Regions from separate parts of the Homo sapiens genome. Here region 1 is linked to region 2. A link is a loop called in an ENCODE intact Hi-C map of the cell type or tissue named here. Cell type or tissue: mammary epithelial cell. All regions are shown on one strand. Links, peaks and the distances in the headings refer to the core of each region. The heading gives the core; the rest is flanking DNA.

The links. Hi-C counts contacts between places; a loop is a spot of excess contacts. Peaks named below come from ENCODE experiments on the same cell type or tissue, not always from the same donor. Only the 100,000 strongest peaks of a DNase experiment are listed, where the experiment ranks them.
Region 1: it touches region 2 in a loop (18-fold over the local background); 1 of 110 quality-filtered maps calls a loop at or near these places.

Annotation. Positions count from the first base shown.
Region 1 is chr11:115,655,429-115,663,837 of GRCh38, forward strand. It overlaps LINC02698 (long intergenic non-protein coding RNA 2698), which reads left to right and starts at 3,925. Exons shown (of 5, transcript XR_001748394.3): 1 at 3,925-4,296. RefSeq lists an enhancer at 743-1,244. In mammary epithelial cell, for the core only: no CTCF peak of the experiment used is centred there; no DNase peak of the experiment used is centred there; H3K4me3 peaks cover 932 bases; H3K27ac peaks cover 668 bases.
Region 2 is chr11:115,400,689-115,404,688 of GRCh38, forward strand. The region is part of intron 1 of CADM1 (cell adhesion molecule 1); the gene reads right to left. Among named protein-coding and RNA genes, the nearest start is that of CADM1-AS1, 5.9 kb to the left of the region's middle. In mammary epithelial cell, for the core only: no CTCF peak of the experiment used is centred there; no DNase peak of the experiment used is centred there.

The sequences.
Region 1 (8,409 bases), core at 1,849-5,848, 260 kb after region 2:
GACTGGACCAGGGGAGGCCTCCAGCTGTGGTTCATCAACCTTCTTCCCCACCTGTACCCGCTCTGTTCCTGTCCCCACTTTCTCTACGTCTCTCCTGGTCAAGGCTCTCCTCCCCGAGAACAGATGGTTTTGAGGAGGACGTTTCTTTTTAACTTGAATAACTTAAATGTTATCAATTCCTCTGCTGGGTGGAAATGAAACCCCAAACCTCTGGTTGAGCAGGAGGGATTGAGGAGTGGCTGTTAATCATGCATTTGAAATTGGAAGAAAGAAGCAGGTGAGGAAGGTGGCCAGGGCTAGGCAAAGGCAAAGGAGATAGGCTCTCTGGCGAGGCTCGGAGACAGAGGCTGACACCTGCTTCATTCTGCCTCGTGGTGGGAAGAACATTGGAGTGGGAGTCAGGCCACCAGGTGCAGATCGGACCCTGGAAGCTGGGAAACCTTACTCAAGTCATTTCACTCTCCAGACCTCTGTTTCCTCCCCTCTGTAATTTCAGGGTGTTGAACTTGGAGATGTCTAATATTCTTCAAGTCTAGCGGTCATGTTTCTATTTTTCCCATAAGACTATAGACTCCTAGAAGGATAAGTCAGATTGTCTTTCTGTTCTTGGCGTCTGTATCACAGGGATGGTGTCTGATGGGTAAATGGAGGGCTTGAGTCTTAGGGGAAGGAGCTTCCCTACAGCCTGCAGCCTTTGTTGAAGAAGCTCTTATCAAGAGATAGCCTTAAGCTATAGCTCTGTGCCTGCTGTGGCCTCAGACATCCTGCTTTTCTGAGGATTGACCTCTTCAGCCCAAGGGACCTTCTATCAAGGGGTAGTTGATAGGAAGAATCAGTTTGTTTACTTTTCATTAACTTCTCTTAAGTGGGCTGTGTGTACAGGGAAAGGATGCTGGGAGCTGATTAGCTGTGCAGATAGGCAGATAGGCAGAGACCATCTTAGGCCAATTCACTTCTCTCTTCCTCACTCCTCAGTTCAGAGCCATGGCTCCACAAAAGCCTCCCAGTCCCCCTCCTGGGAGTCTCTAGGCTTGCTTTGGTCTCACCTGGAATCCAGCTGCCCTAATAAAGGGAACCTATGTTCCCGCATGCGTCTCCACACTCCTCCAGAGCGAGGCCTGCTGGCTGCGTGCAAGACCCAGTAATCGCCCCACTATTGATCTGCGGATGGTAATTCTCAAGCAGCCATCGGTGCTCTGCAGGGGGCTGCATGGTGGGGATGTGGTGATTATGGAGCAGTGGCCTGGACTGTTAAGGAGTCACTGGGAAGCTTCAGTGGCCCTCGACTCTGCTTGGCATTCCCAAGGCTCATTGAGGTGGTGCCTCTGCACTTCTGCCCTCCTGAGCAGTGGCAGCAGGGAGGATGGAAAGCACTGTGAGGAGTTCTACTCCTAACCCTGATTGGTTAGTGAGGTAGGAGGCAGGGAATACAGGAAGTACTGTGGACTTTGCACGCACAGCTTGGCAGCACCTCTTCCCATCAAGGAGCTGAGGTGTCGCCAGTGACCTAAGCGCCTTCCCATGGGAAAGTAGCACCAGATGACTAAACCACAACCAAGTGCAAAAGGCGCCCGAGCCACTGACTTAAAAGAAGTAGTGAACATAAAGAAAATCATGAAAATTAGCTTCAGCCCCTTATATACATGCCATCAATCCCAAGTAGAGAAATCCCTCAAACCCTGGCTTCTCTCCCCAGGGAGGGCTCTGAGATACACTGCAAAGATGCTGGGCCCAGAACTTTAGGTGTTCCCGTGACATGTTGTGAGACTTCTGGGGAGAAGCTGTGAGAGGCTGTTAGTTCCTTCTCACATTGCTATAAAGAAATATCTGAGACTGGACAATTTAGAAAGAAAAGAGGTTTAGTTGGCTTACAGTTCTGCAGGCTTTACAGGAAGCATGATGCTGGCATCTGCTCAGCTTCTGGGGAGACCTCAGGAAATTTACAATCATGGCCAAAGGCAAAGGGGAAACAGGCATGCCACAGGGCCAGAGCAGGAGCAAGAGAGCTGGAGAGTGGGAAGGAGCCAAACACTTTTAACCAACTAGAGAACTCACTCACTATCATGAGAACAGCATGGAGATGGTGTTAAACCATTCATGAGAAATCCACCCTCATGATCCAACCACCTCCCACCAGATCCCACCTCCAACATTGGGGATTACAATATAACGAGATTTGGTGGGGACACAGATCCGAACCATTTTAGAGACTTAAGCAGGCTCTCAGAGGAAGAGAGGCTGGCCTCCGCCTATCCACTTATCGAACTAGCTCTCAGCATCCTCTCCTTCCTAACCATCTAAGTCTTGCTTAAGTCATTTGAAAATGGAAGGGTACTGAAAGAACAGGGTAGAAGAGAGAATTATGTGAGAAAGCAGATGGGAATGCTTTATAAACCACAAAGCACTAACAAAAGTTAGCTATTGCTATTGTGTTGTGTTCACTTTTAGTAGCTACCAGTAGGTAGCATTTTATATCAAGATGTATAATACAAAGGTTTCTTCTACCTTGACCACAGAAACTGACCATTATCTCTGTCCCAAAAAGGTAGTGAGGGTGTAAAAGATAGCCTAATTTTATTTATTATTATTATTATTATTATTTTTAAGAAACAGGGTCTGTCTGCCAGGCTAGGTGGCTCACACTTGTAATTTCAGCACTTTGGGAGGCCGAGGTGGGAGGATTGCTTGAGCCTAGGAATTTGAGACCAGCCTGGGCAATATAGGGAGACCTCGCCTCTACAAAAAAAACACAAATAAATTAGCAGGAAATGGTGGCACGCACCTGTAAGCCCGGCTACTTGGAAGGCTGAGGTGGAAGGATCACTTGAGCCCTGAGGCAGAAGTGGCAGTGAGCCAAGATCGTGCCACTGCACTCAGCCTGGGTGACAGAGTAAGACCCTATCTCTGAAAAAAATAATTCAAAAAAAAAAGACAGGGTCTCATTCTGTCGCCCAGGCTTGGGTGCAGTGGCACAATTATAGCTCACTGCAGCTTCGAACTCCTGGGCTCAAGCCATCCTCCTGCCTCAGCCTCCTTAAGCACTGGGATTACAGGTGTGACCCACTGTGCTGGGCCTGAGCTAGGTGTGAACAGCCCCCCATCTCCTCCACCACAGTCCACCCTCATTCCTCCACACCTTCCAGCTCCTAAGTGCTTGGACAAGTGGCCTAACCTCTATGGATCTCACTTTCAGAATAGGGATAATGTTGGAATTAAACGATCTCATAAGCTCTTTTAGCTGTGATTTATATAATTCATGGCCATCACCATCTTCTGCCAGCCTCTCTCCTGCATTCCATTTCTTCCCCAGCCTGTTCTAAACTTTTTCTTCTACTCCCTAGGGATCTACATGTGATTCCCTTTGCCACCCTCACCCAAACATCCCCTTTCCTTACATCCTTTGGTCTCTCCAGGTTTTGACAAGCGCGATCTGTCTGCTTCCCCAAGAAGTGTCCCTGAGAATTCTTTAAGTAGCTGGGAGGTGGAAAGGATCTCATGTATTTTTGGTACCAGAGATAATCAGATAATTGTGCAATTAGTAGTAATTTTACCGCTCCTGTAGTTTCTTTCTAACAAGGGCCCCCTTTCAAAAAAATAAGAGGGATTTCTTTTTGTCAGTCCCTTGTTGTTGTTTTGTCTGGAGTGTCTGTCATCAGGAATTTGGCCCGACACCCACGCGCTCCGCAAGGGAGCCAGGGGGAGGGGAAGGACACAGGAGACAGAACTCCTGGGGGAGAGAATCTGCCTAGCAGGCGGCTCTCCCCTGCTCCCCCACCGAGCACAGACCGTGGGAGGGGACCCTGCGGGAGGAGGCTGCTTCAGTCTCCAGAGACCATCTCCCATCTCTACAGCGACTCCCCTATGACCGTCCCCCACCCGGTGCTCTCGGGCCACGGGGAAGGGACACTCGGGAAAGACACCAGAGACCGGGAGGGTGCAGCTGGGCTCTTCGCGGGGAGCGGGCGGGAGGCCTTCCTGTTACATGTCGCAGCTGGGACACAGACGGCAGCGCTCCAGGGTCCACTTGCCGGCTTCGGTTCCCTCAGGCCCAGGACCAGGCTCCACACCGCTGTCGCGTCCCTTAGCCGTGTGGGCTGTAGCACAGAGGGGGCAAACACCTCCAGGGGCTTGTGCCAAGTAATTACCAAGCAAATTCCCGGCGATTTCCTCTCCTCCCCCCGCCCCCCCGGGCAGTGCCCGCTGCGTGTTCCCTGATTCGGCCCCCGGCTGTGCAATCAGCTCCAGGTAACCTGCGGGGACCCGTAATTGCTCTGGAGTTGCCTGCGAGTTTGCAAGGTAAGCACGCGCGGCGCTTCTCCCTGGCCCTGGGGCGCGCGGTGGAGCGCCTTGCGCCCGCCCCCGATGGGCCGGATGCCGGGGACCTGCGGAAGCAGAGGCTGCGGGGGTAGAGATCCAACTCCACGGAGTGAGAGAGCAGCTTTGCGCTAATGGGGCCGGGTGCAGGAAGCTGGTGCAGAGAGGAAAGAAGGAAGGGAGTCTGGGCGACTTGCGGGAGGAGAGGGGCCACCTCGCCATGTCCCCAAGGAAGGGGACCTTGGGGGACATGGGATCCTTCTGTCCCTTCCCTCCAGTGAAGAGGCGCTTCATTGATGAGCCTTGTCATCATCCTTCAAGTGTAATTTTTTTAAATTGCAAAAATCTTACAGAGCTATTAACCTCAAAAGAGTTTAACATATGGCAGACCGAGTCTCCCTCTTACCCTAATTATAAGGCTTGCAGTAATGGGGCTGTCTTTTAAGTTACAGCTGCTGCGCTTTTGGCTTTCGCTAACATTACATCCTATTAAAGAGCTACATTAAATGCATGCAAATTGCCGGAGCGACGGCGCTCTCCCGACCAGTGAGGGGGACGGATTGCAGCCGAGGCGGCGATATCGGGGTCAGACTCACCCTGCTGCGAGCGCCATATGATCTATCAATCAAACTCCTCTCATTAATTAACTAATTCATTAAATATCTTTATATATGAAGGCCCGGCCAGGCAGAACATTGTGTTGACAGGGACGTCCCGTCAGCACTTAGCCCTGCTCTCCCCACCCCTCCCCTCCTGCACAAATCTCCCGGTGACTAAGAGAGGTCAGCTTCCCAGTGTTGGCGGGCACGGAAGCAACGGCTGTGTCCACTCCTGGGGGCGCCCTCCTTGGGCCTCCTTCCGCATGAACCCCATCTGTCCGGCTTCCTCCTGGCGCGCCTGCCCTCACTCACCTATTGCTCGAATGAGCTGTGTGTGTATCTGATACCTCCGCTCGCCTGGCAACCCTTAGGTTGCTCATCTTGTGCCCCAGGGCCCAGCACTGGCAGATGCTTTGAATGTTGGGCTGAATTGGAGTGCATTCCTCTCCAGTACTTCCAAGTCATCAAGGCCTTCCTCTGCAATATGCTTCTGGAAGACTGGTCACTCTAGGGAGGAGAGGAGGTCAGCCATGTGTTCAGGCGGCATCCCGGGAGAGGAGGAGGAGGGCTTATTGGTGGTCCTAGAAAAGGTATGGGGGCAGGCGGGAGGAACTTTTAAAGTTCAGAGCTGGCCAGTGATGTAGCCACAACACCCAGAATCCGAAGCAAACCCTTGTGCCAAGGAGAATGAATCTATGTCTTCTATGAACAACAGAGACACATTTTAGAATGGATGCTAGGGTTGAGCATGGTGGCTCCTGCCTGTAATCCCAGTACTTTCGGAGGCTGAGGCTGGGGGATCACTTGAGCTTGGGAGTTTGACACCAGCTGGGCAACATAGGCAGACCTCATCTCTACAAAACAAACAAACACACAAACAAACAAACAAATAAATAAGCACGGTGTGGTGATGTGTGCCTGTGGTTCCAACTACTTGACTGAGGTCGGAGGATCACTTGAGCCTGGGAGGTTAAGGCTGCAGTGAGCTGTGATCACACCACTGCACTCCAGTCTGGGCAACAGAGGGAGACCCTGTCTCAAAAAAATAACAATAAAATAATAAGAATTAAAAAAATAGAATGGATGCTGAGTTTCTTTCATATATATATATATATATATATATATATATATATACATTTGATATATACTGTATGTATCCAATTCCTCTCATAATTAACTAATTTATTAAATATATTTATATATGAAGACTGAGCCACTTGGAACATTGTATTACATTGTATTCACAGGGACAATGCAATATATATCATATAGATATTTGACATTGGTTGAACAACCATTATTTGTCACTTCTTTCCCACATTATGTCATTTAATGTGGACAACATCTTTGCTAGGTGTTTATTTTTACTTCCAGACCATAGGAAAAGAAACAAGCTCAGAGAGAGTAAGTAATTAGTCCAAGGTCAACTCAGAATTCAGACTTGGGCTTTCTAGATTCAAGACCAGTACTGACTGCTATGTAATGACAAGGTAAGGATGGCGAGATCAGTGGCTTTGCTGCTCTCCAAGGTCACCTGCTGCCTCCTTTGTCCACACAGCTGTCTTTCTCTTCTTGTTTTGCAGCAGCCACTATCACCACTACCTTCTTGGCTGGGCTGGTGGGTTTGGGAAGGTGGAGGTCATAGCACACTCCATAATAAAGGCTCTTGACTGTGCTTAGAATGGGTTGGAGTGATTTTCCATACATAGCACCTGGAATGGACAAGCCAGTAGCCTTCTGCCCCTGGGTCCCCACACCTGGGCCCAGAACAGCTGGGTATAGGAATGAAAATGGGATGGGCAGCCTCTAAGCCAAACTCCTGGAGAACATTCCTCTACCAGGCTCTGGCCCCAGCTGGAGAGGGCAGTTACCAGGCAGGACTTCATGTCAAAATGAAAAGGGTCTTATGCAGGTGTTAGCCTTGGTTCCTGCTGTTCAGCTCACCCAAGTTCCCAACCCATACAAATGAAGTGAGGGATGCAGGGAAACTTCCAAAGCCTAGGAATTCTTGGGAAAACACATACCCAGATCTTTTTTTTGTTTTTTGTTTTTTGGATAAAGGGTCTTGCTCTATCACTCAGGCTAGAGTGCAGTAGTGCAATCTCGGCTCACTGCCACCTCTGCCTACTGGGTTCAAGCATTCCTTCCACACCAGCCTCCCGAGTAGCTGGGACTACAGGTATGTGCCACCACACCCGGCTAATTTTTGTATTTTTTTGTAGAGATGGGGTTTCACCATGTTGCCCAGGCTGGTCTCGAACTCCTGAGCTCAAGCCATCCACCCACCTTGGCCTCTCAAAATGCTGGGATTACCAGTGCTGTGAGCCGTCACACCAGGCCACCGATTCTTTTATGCTCCCTCTCTCTCCCCTTCTCCATCTCACTCACTTTCATGCCCTTCTGAGACATGGGGCTAATGGACTTTGGCTGTTAGCACCTGTGATGTTGGGCATCAACCTCGCCATGGGCCTCCATAGTTTCCTGTAGCCCCCTTGGTTCCCAAGAATAGTTTTGGAATGGGGCGTGCTGTGATAATGGGGGTTAATGGTAACCTCGGAATCAATTTTCCCTCCCAGAAGAAAATTCTCCCAGCTTAGGTTGCATACACTGTAATAGTGCAAATGGCTCTAGATTTGAAAAATTGGCATGTTGTAGTCCAACAAGGCAATTTTTATATTGTTCCATGCAGCTGTGCGCCTCTGGATGCTATGCTGCCTGTGTCCTAAAGCCACAGGATGGAGAGCATTTTCCAGCCAAAAACAGCTCTGAAGTGTTTTTTTTTTTTTTCTTCTCCCACACCAGCCTGAATTTATTGTTTTGTTCACCTGCCCAAAACCGTTGGAGCTTTGGCCTCTACCTTAGCAGCTGCCAGAGCTGCTGGGCAAGGAGAGATGGTTGTAGCTTTCTGCAAAACCTTACCCCTGCAGGCCTAAGGGCAGAGGGCCTGGGAAAGAGGGTCTCCTGAAGACCGTGGGTCTGTGCACAGGCAGCTCAGAAAGGCTGGAGCAGCTCAGGAACGCAGCTCCCAAGCAGCTTTTCCTGGCTGGTGTCAAAGCTGGTCCTTTCTTGGACTCAATGATGAGAACCCAGAGGAGGAAATGTCTTTGATCATTGTGCAGGTTACCTGATTTTGATGAACTGTGTCTGCTCTGTTTTAAGATGAGAACGATTTTGTCCTGGTTTTATAAACATTAAAATGCAAAACAAGACATCCTAGAATCAAAATATGTGATATATATTTCAAGTCATGAAAGCATAGAATGTGAGAACTGTAAGGCAGTTTATCGATTACTTGGTGAACTGTCCTCGTTGTACAGATGGGGAAATGGAGGTTGCTGAAATTCACACATCTGGTTGGTGGAAAAGAATTTGATCTCACTGAATGGTGCTGAAGGCTTTTTGGGTAATGACTCAAGTGGCCAGGGAAACCAAACCCATTATTCTATTTCTTGGCTTCTGTGGCTGTAGTTGTCTTTTTTCCACTTATTTCCCCTTC
Region 2 (4,000 bases), core at 1-4,000:
ATATATATATATATATATGCTTATTTGCTGGTGATATATATAAGCATGTAAAAAGATGCTCCACATCAGATTTCATCAGGGAAATGCAAATTAAACAACAATGATGTATCACTGTATGCCTATTAGAATGGCCAAAATCCAGAACACCAATAACACCAAATGCTGGGGAGGGTGTGGAGCAGTAGGAATGCTCAGTTACTGCTGGCAGGAAGGCAAAATAGTACAGCCACTTTTGAAGACAGTTTGGCAGTTTCTTAAAAAAATAAACATACTCTTACCATACAATTCAGCAATAATGCTCCTTGGTATTTACCCAAGAGTTGAAAACTTATGTCCACACAAAAACCCGCACGCAGATGTTTATGACAGCTTCATTCGTAATTGCCAAAACTTGTAGGCAACCAAAATGTCCTTCACTAGGTGAATCAATAAACAAACTGTGGTATACACAGACAATAGAATAGTATTCAGCGTTAAAAAGCAATGAGCTATCAAGCCATGAAAAGACATAAAGGAACCTTAAATTCATATTAATAAATGAAGAAGCCAAACTGAAAAAGCAACCATACTGCATGATTCCAGCTATATAACATCCTGGAAAAGACAAAACTACAGAGACAGTAAAAAGATCAGGGGTTGGCCAGGCGCGGTGGCCCACGCCTGTAATCCCAGCACTTTGGGAGGCCGAGGCGGGTGGATCACGAGGTCAGGAGTTTCAGACCAGCCTGGCCAACATGGTGAAACCCCATTTCTACTAAAAACACAACAATTTAGCCAGGCATGGTGGCGCACGCCTGTAGTCCCAGCTACACAGGAGGCTGAGGCAGAAGAATCGCTTGAACCCGGGAGGCGGAGGTTGCAGCGAGCCGAGATTGTGCCACTGTACTCCAGCCTAGGTGACAGAGCAAGATTCCATCTCAGCAACAACAACAACAAAAAGATCAGGGGTTGCCAGGGATATAAGGGAAGAAGGAATGAACTGGCAGAAGGCAGATGATGTTTAAGGCAGGGAAAATACTGTATAATGATGAATATGTGTCATTATACCTTTGTTGAAACCGACAGAATGGACAACACCAAGAGTGAACCCTGATGTAAACCATGGACTTTGGGTGATAACGGTGTGTCAGTGTAGGTTCATCAACTGCAACAAATGTACCACGCTGGTAGAGGATGTTGACAACAGGGAAGGCTATGCATGTATGGGGACAAGGAAATCTCTGTACCTTCTTTTTAATTTTGCTGTGAATTTAAAACTGCTACAAAAAATTAAGTCTTTTTTAAGAAAAAGCCCAACACCCCCACAAAAAAAAACCCACATAACTTTTGAAAGAAAACTTGAAGTCTGTTATAAAGTTAGAGAAAAGGCAGATCCAGAAATAATAAAAAATAACTTTGTGTACATAAAAATGTATTTTATAAAAACCCTTGTGCATAGCAAAATAAAACAAAATGCCATCAGCCAAAAGACAAATGATATACTTGGAAAAACAATGTTCGCAACCTATCACAGACAAGGGAATTATAATGCCTAACATATAAAAAGCTCCTAAGGTCCAGGTACGGTGGCTCACACCTGTAATACCAGCACTTTGGGAGGCTAAGGTGGACAGATCATGAGGTCTGGAGGTCGAGACCAGCCTAGCCAATATGGTGAAACCCTGTCTCTACTACAAATACAAAAATTAGCTGGGTGTGGTGGTGCGTGCCTGTAGTCGCAGCTACTCAGGAGGCTGAGGCAGAAGAATAGCTTGAACCCGGGAGGCGGAGGTTGCAGTGAGCCAAGATCATGCCACTGCCCTCCAGCCTGGGCGATAGAGTGAGACTCTGTCTCAAAAACAAAACAAAACAAAACAAAACAAAAAAGCTTCTAAGAAATCTAAAAGAAAAATACCAGCATTCCCACAGAAAAATAGGCAAAGGACATAAACAGGGAGTATACAGAAGAATAAGCAAAAATGGCTCAAAACATGTGAACTGATGCTCAACTTTATTCATAATAAGAGACATAACATTTTTTTTTTCACTGATCAGATTGGCAAAACTCCAAGTTTGACTACATACTCCGTTTATGAGGCTGAGGGGAAATAGCACCTTTGTATGTTACTGGTGAGAAGGCAAAAGGGTATAAAACTCTAAATGAAGGGAGTTAGGTGCTAGCAGAGATGTAGAAGTAGATTTATAAATCAGTACAGAGGTAAACATAACTCACTAGAGAAATGATGGACTCTTCAATAAATGGTACTGATAGAACTGCAACTAACAAATGTGGAAAGGATGATGGGAATAGAAATCATTTAGCAAACACCATAGGAAAGAATGCATGCTAAAATTACAAAGAGAAAAACAGTAACTTCACTGTGGAGAAACGTGGCAGACACCACCTTAGCCAAATGATTGAAGTTAACGTTGCCAATAACAGGATAAATGGGTATTATAGACTTCCTCATACGTTACACTGAGGACACAAATCACATTCTTGCAAACAAATGCATAACAAATTCAACCATGAGAAAATATCAAAAAAATCCAAACTGAGGGACATTCTTCAAAATATCTGGCCAGTACTCTTCAAAACTATCAAGGAAGGTCATAAAAGACAAAGGTGGAACTGAAAAACAGTCACAGATTAAAGAGACATCACTAGTCAATGCAATGTGTAATCCTGAATCGAATCCTGGAGCAGCAAAAGGTTGTTAGTGAGAACAACTAAGAAAATTTGAATAAAGTCTGGAGATTAGATAATAGTACTGAACCACTGCAAACTTTCTGACTTGATGGTTCTACAGTGGTTATGTAAGATGTTAACATTTGGAGAATCTAGATGAAACGTCTATGGGAATTTTTGGCATTGTTTTTGCAATTTTTTTTTTGGTAAGTCTGAAAATAGTTAATTTTTTTGTTTTTAATTTTTTTTGTTTTTCTTGAGACGGAGTCTCCCTCTGTCATACAGGCTGGAGTTCAGTGGCGCTATCTCGGCTTACTGCAACCTCCACCTCCTGGGTTCAAGCAGTTCTCCTGCCTCAGCCTCCCAAGTAGCTAGGACTACAGGTGTGTGCCATCATACCTGGCTAATTTTTGTATTTTTAGTAGAGACAGGGTTTCACCATGTTGGCCAGGCTGGTCTCGAACTCCTGACCTCAAGTGATCTGCCCTCCACAGCCTCCCATAGTGCTGGGATTACAGACATGAGACATTGTGCCCGGCCTGAAATTAGTTTTTTAAAGTTCAAATTGGTTTTAAAATTTCAAAAACAAAAGTCAGTTTTTAGAAAAAAAAAAAGTATTTTTTTATGTGTGTTTTTCAAAGCAGCATGGAAACAACCAGATATCCTCATAGAAAAAAAATAAAATTAGGCTGGGCACAGTTGCTCACGCCTGTAATCCCAACACCCTGGGAGGCTGAGGCGGGCAGATCACTTGAGGTCAGATGTTCGAGACCAGCCTGGCCAACATGGTAAAACCCTGTCTCTATGAAAAATACAAAAATTAGCTGGGTGTGGTGATGCACACTTGTACTCCCAGATACTTGGGAGGCTGAGGCAGGAGAATTGCTTGAACCCAGGAGGTGGAGGTTGCAGTGAGCCAAGATCATGCCACTCCACTCCAGCCTGGGCGACAGAGCAAGAATCTGTCTCGGAAAAAAAAAAAAAAAAAAAATATATATATATATATATATATATATATATATATATATATATGGCCCATTTGCATATCATACACAAAAATTCCAGATAGGTTAACAAAAGTAAAACGCAAACTTTTAGAAGAAAAAAAGAGAAAGGGAGAGAAAGTACCTTTTATGACCTCAGAAGTAGGAAAGGCTTTTTAAATAAGCAAAAAGCAAAACCATAAAGGAAAAGATTGAGTTTGCCTGCATTAAAATTAATATAAAAGTTTTATAAAACAAAAAATAACATAAATAAAAATAAAAAAAAACAAGCCATATACTTAATTGCATATAACCCGCAAGGATTAGTATTCAGAACATAAAGAATTTC